Regions from separate parts of the Mus musculus genome. Here region 1 is linked to region 2. A link is a loop called in an ENCODE intact Hi-C map of the cell type or tissue named here. Cell type or tissue: left cerebral cortex. All regions are shown on one strand. Links, peaks and the distances in the headings refer to the core of each region. The heading gives the core; the rest is flanking DNA. Region 1 overlaps Ncor2 (nuclear receptor co-repressor 2). Region 2 has its middle 16 kb from the start of Gm32585.

What was found. Hi-C counts contacts between places; a loop is a spot of excess contacts. Peaks named below come from ENCODE experiments on the same cell type or tissue, not always from the same donor. Only the 100,000 strongest peaks of a DNase experiment are listed, where the experiment ranks them.
Region 1: it touches region 2 in a loop (2.3-fold over the local background); 1 of 42 quality-filtered maps calls a loop at or near these places.

The regions. Positions count from the first base shown.
Region 1 is chr5:125,152,253-125,155,158 of GRCm38, forward strand. The region is part of intron 1 of Ncor2 (nuclear receptor co-repressor 2); the gene reads right to left. Among named protein-coding and RNA genes, the nearest start is that of Ncor2, 26 kb to the right of the region's middle. In left cerebral cortex, for the core only: a CTCF peak has its summit at 1,364; no DNase peak of the experiment used is centred there; H3K27ac peaks cover 722 bases.
Region 2 is chr5:125,266,501-125,269,400 of GRCm38, forward strand. No RefSeq gene overlaps it. Among named protein-coding and RNA genes, the nearest start is that of Gm32585, 16 kb to the left of the region's middle. In left cerebral cortex, for the core only: a CTCF peak has its summit at 1,777 (motif pointing left); DNase peaks (open chromatin) are centred at 765, 1,103, 1,365 and 1,782; H3K27ac peaks cover 774 bases.

The sequences.
Region 1 (2,906 bases), core at 151-2,650, 110 kb before region 2:
GCAGCCCCACCCCCACAGACTCCTACCCACCCCCTTCCCGCCTCAGATGAAACCACAGCCTATGGCTACAAGAAGCATCTCTGTTGGTGGAGTGTTTGCCTAGCATGCAGTGTTCGCCCTCCATACCACACAGACCGGGTGCAGCGGCACACACATCAAATTGCACACAGACAGCGGAATCAAAAGAACCATAAGTTCAGTGCCAGCCTGGAAGAGGAGAGGCAAGAACCACAGCCCCGCTGGACAGGGCTGGGGGAGCGGGGAGTGGTTACACATTCCTCCCCTCCTGACTATTGGGGCTCAAAACAAAGAGAGGAGTCCCAGCCAGCTAGCCCCGTGGAAGACTGTACCTTTGCAGAGGTGTGTGTGCCCTCTGCCTAGATAGCCCTCCCCCCACACACACACACCAACCTTCTCTGACCTCAATCCAACGCCATCTTCTTTATTTTCCGTGTATGTGTATTTGCCTGCATGTCTGTGTGCATACCGCATGTGTGACTGGTGTGTGTGGAAGCCCGAAGAGGGAGTCAGGTGACCCTGGAACTAGAGCTAGCAATGGTGTTGAGCTGCCCTGAGGGTCTAGGAAACAAAGTTGGCCAGGTCCTCCGGAAGAGCACCCAGTGTTCTTAACCACTGAGCCATCACTCCAGCCTCAAATGCCATTTTCCATGAGACTCCACATGAAGCTATGCCTCATCCTGCACACGCATCCGTAACTGTTCTCGGCTGGCCTCATGCTTCACCCAACGGTCCCTCACGTCAGGCTTGCCGACTGCTGGCAAGGACAGGACACTTGTCCCAGCTTGTTGGCATGCTCTCTCAGTCACCTACTGCTCAACCTACACGCAGTAGGTGCTTCAGAAAGAAGTCAAGAGTTCCAGGAGCCAGGCCTGTTGTCCCAGCGGCAGGAGGAACTCAAGCTCAAAGCCTAACCAGATCTATGAAGTGAGTTCGAGACCATCCAGGGGAACTTAGTGAGACCCTGTCTCGATATAAAAGAGAGACAGAGACAAAAGCTGGAGGCGTGGCTCAGTGGTTAGTGCTTGTCTAGTGTGTGGGAGGTTTAGATTCTATCCCCACTACCACAAAAGAAAGGAAATGACAAACAACTAACCCATTAATAGATAAAGAACTCTCCCAAGATCACTGGCGGGAAGGGGGCGGGGAGGAGGAGTCACAGTCCCCAGCTGCTCCCCGCCATGCCTAGGCAACTCTGAGGTAACAAGCACCACTCCACACCTGCCAGACAGCCTCTGCCTCCCCAACACTCCGCACCACCTTCCATCAAAGATCCAAGCAGCATGGACCCCCACACACACCCAAGACAGCAAGTAGAAATAAGAGATGAACCTACCACGAACTTCCACCAGGAGGCTGTGTTCCTCAAAGACTCAGGAGCACTGTGGGGGGAAAAAATGGAGGTCTTATTACAGCTTCTCATATGGACAAGGACTTCCCTCAGTGACCCCCATGAGGGAGGCACCTTAACACACATCACAGAGCGGTAGACCGAGGCTCAGGCAACCCAAACTCGTGCATTATGAAGGGACAGTTTTCAACCTCAACCCCATTCGGGTCCAAGAAGCCCACACCCAGACAGGGACCACCTTAGAAGACCATCATGACCATGACTCTGCCCCAGCGACTCCCCCTCCAGGACCCCAAAAACAAGCAAGTGAATTGGCACCTGTCAGGCAGGTCCATTTACCACCTATACTCCCAACTCCCTAAGAGTGCCTGGTAACACAGGGATGTCATACCACACACACAGGGGGCTGAGGCAGAAAGATCAGAGGTCAAGGCCAGTGAACTACACAGAGCTCAAGGTCAGCCTGAGCAACTTCATGACATCCTGTCTAAAAATAAAATGTAAAAAGAGGGGCAGGGGTGGTAGCGTGGCGAAGTGGCAGAACCCCTGCCCAGCATGTATGGGGGCCTTAGGTTCAGTTCCCCAGTGCAGTGCTGCCAAGTTAAAAGAAACAAAGTCCTTAACCAAGCCATCATGCAAAGCGGGAGGCAGCAGAGAGCCTGGATCTGAAAGGCAGCACATTAACGCCCCAAAGGGGACAATGGCCAGTGATTGGCCCAGGGCAACGCTTCCAGAGTGCAGATTAAGTCTGGAGCCACAACAACTGCCCGCCAGGGTGGCTGAAATTAAGACAATGTCAAGTGTACCAGAAGCAGCTGGAACTCACAGGTGCTGCCGCAGCAAACATAATGGAATCTGTACACAGCCAAGTAGGTGTCTGCTGTGTGACCTGCACCCACAGGCTCATGCTCAGAGAGGCTCATAATCCTCCTGCCTCAGCCTCCCCAAAGGCTAAAACCACAACCCTACAACCTCCACTCAACATTCATTCGTTCTTTACTGTATGGCAAAACGATGTGCTGGAGACAAAGCGCAGTGGACAGAGTACCTCCTGACCTTGCTCGGTCCTCCCTGAGAAACAAGCTGGACCCCAAAACCATCTCCAAGACACTTCCCAATGCACCAACATCTCAGCCCCAAACCATGTTAGAACCCCAAAGATAACAGACCAAGGAAGAAGGTGGAGGTGTAACATGCTTAGGCACAGCAGCCCAGGGGCCCAGCTGTGCAATTTGGAAGCCAGAAGCCACCCCTCTCTGTTCATGTCACATCTCTGAAATGTTCACGGTGGTAGAAACCACCTCATAGACATGCCGGAATTGAGTATATAAGGAGTCTGAACATGCATCCTGCGTGCTCCCGTGACTGCTGGCTGGCACTGCCAAGACTCAATCCAGAGCTGGCAGCCCAGCTCCAGGCCCTGCACTCCCACACTGCCTGCCCTGGCAGGCCCCTTAAACCCCAGGCTTGAAGGGGCAGCTGCCGGCGACTCACAGGAGACCGTGCAGTTGCTTCTTTCTGCCCTGTGTCCTCCTTA
Region 2 (2,900 bases), core at 401-2,900:
CATGCACAAGGCCCTAGGTTCCATACCCAGCAGTGCAAAAGAGGAGGGAGAGGAGTGGGAGTGGGGGTAGGGGGAGTCACGACGACTATGGCAGGGATTAGGACAGAGGCTTGGAGGTAGGAGAGCCCGGGGTTGAGTCTTTTGGGGAGACTTTTCATGGGTGCTTAAGAGGAGTGGCCACAGTAGAATCAGGGAGGCCAGCCTGGAGGGGGTGTATGGGGAAATGGATGGATGTCCCAAGAAAAAGGGATGGGTTGAAGGTCTGACTGGCAGGGGCTGTGGGGACAGAGCTAGCAGGTTGATGTGCAAGGGTGTGGACAATGGGGAGGGTTGGAGAGATGGCTCAGCGGGTAAGAGCACTGACTGTTCTTCCAAAGGTCCTGAGTTCAAATCCCGGTAACCACATGGTGGCTCCCAACCATCCATCCATCAGGAGATCTGACGCCCTCTTCTGGAGTGTCTGACAACAGCTACAGTATACTCACATATGATAAATAAATAAATAAATAAATAAATAAATAAATGTGTTGGGGGCTGGGCTATGTCAGATACACCATCAGCCAGGGGAGTGGTCCCACCAGGCCACTCCACAGTGTAGACACCCCAGTCACAAAGTCACTGCTGTCCTCCTCCTAAGGCCCTTGTGGCTCTGGGGGAGTGACTCGGAAACTGAGGTTGTCCAAGGACATGCCACCCCAGCAGCAGCTTAGCTCTCCAGAGACAACATGGTGACAGGAAGGGGAACCCGGCCAGCTGGCAGCCAGCTTGGGCTGCAGAAAACACACTGCCCAGCCGGGAGCCAGGGCACCCGGGCCACCTTGGTGGCTACAGCAGATTATGGGACCCAGAGGGCAGCCTTATCCTCCATCTGTCAAGCAAAGCACAGGCCCAGTTGGTCTCCGCAACAGACAAGAACCCCTCCTCCTGTGGGCCCGACCATCCACTGGCATTCATCACCCCCAAGACAGAAATGAAGCCGCAGCTGTATCGCTGTCCCAGGATCCGCGTTCCCTGCTCTGAAAACAAACGTCAGTTTTACGCTTGATATATCTGTGACTTTGCCGTGACATTTCCGAGGCGGCGGGAGGCCGTTACTGGGTGACAACGTTCTATTCCACTGACATTATCTCTTAATTACAATATGCAAGCAACACGGAAGGACGGCCCCATAAATAGATCATTTGGGGTTTCTGCTCTGCCGCCGCAGCCGCCACGAGCCGAGCTGCACACCGAGGGGCTCGCAAATGAAATGTGGGAGGGTGGGGGTGGGGAGGGATGAATGGCTGCAGGGGCGGGTGGCTGCGTGTCCTGACTCAATGACAGTGTGCTCAGCGACGCGGGTGTCAGGAAATGAGGCATTTTGACTGAGCTTCCAGCAGTCTCTTGGGTGTCTCCATTCTCATCCCTGTCAAAACAGCCCGCCACCGCCAATCCTGAGGACTTTAATGTCTGGCACCGAGGGACAAGCATTGATTTTTTTTTTTCTTCCAGGAAATTAATTCTGTGAGGGATCGTAGTCCAGGCTTGAACTCAGAGACCAACATGCCTCTCTGAATAGTAGGTACTGGTAGGAAGGAGGTACCTCATTTGCTTCTTGCAGCTACCCTTTCTGGCCAGCGTCTGGGCCAGGCATGCCTTTCCCATCTGCCTGCTGTAAACCACCTGCAGTGTGTAAGCCTATGGCCTGAGAGTTTCTACTTCAGTCCCAGGTTCAAGTTCTACCACTGAGCAATCCAGGATGCCAGAATCCTGTCGTGTGGCCAATAGCGCCATCTGCTGGTGATTTATAGGATTGCAGGGAAGTTTGCCTGGGTTTGTTCCACATTCCGTGATACATCTGAAAACCATTTCCAATTGCCATGAGCGAAATGTCCATCCAAAATCCCTCTCGCCCACCCTCATCTGGACCTTGGAGTGGGTGGGGCAGGAAGTGGCTTTCCTGTGAATTATACGTGGGCACGGTATGGTCATAGAGCCTTGCCCAGGGAGCTACAATGCATCCAGCCTGCTGCCACAGGGCTGGCCTCCCACCCCTGCCTGCTCCCTTGCCAAAGCTGATGTCAGGAGGAAACCATGTCCTGCCCCCAAACAGCTGCTGCCCACAGTCTGAGACCACAGGGCCAAGAGCCATACAAAGCTGGGTCAGAGAGGCCCGTGACGGAGTCCCTGCCCCTCCAACAGAAGACATTCCTGTGGCCCAGCAGAGGGCAGATGGTAGCCATAGCCACAGAGGGAGACCAGAGGGAGCACTGTGTGTGCTGTGTGTATCAGCTTACAAGTCCTTCTCCACATAAAGCCTTTCCTATCTGTCTGTGGCGGGCGATGTGGTCTCAGGGCAGGGTAAAAGCAGGGTGGTGGAAGAGGGGCAGATTGGGGGTGGAGACCCATGTCCTAAGGGAGTAGATGAGAGAAATGGGTATCACATCACAAAGCTCCTTCCACTTCCTACATAGAAGATGCTTCCTGCAAAAGCACAGCACTGGATGGCGTAAACCTGACTCCAGAATGGTGCCACGTGTAGCCCCAGTACCTCAGCTCTCCAGCCCAGCTCACTGCCAAACCTCAGAGTGGGGCAGCTCCCCTGAACCTGTATACCTAACCCCCAAATTCCAGAGAATCCTTCCCACCTCCTAGCTGCTCCACTCTGTCCTGTGACAGACAGGCTCTGGGAGACAGGCACTATTTTTAGACATGTGACTCTTCCTCGTTTCACCCAGTGTGTGCCACCTGTCTGGGGACAATCCTGAACTGAGACCCTCACCAAAGCAGCCTGGCCAGATAAATGGGGCTCCTTCTAGACCAGCGGTTCTCAACCTGTGGGTTGAGACCCCTTTGGCAAAGCTCTATCTCCGAAAGTATTTCCATTGTGATTCATAACAGCAGCAAAATTACAGTTCTGA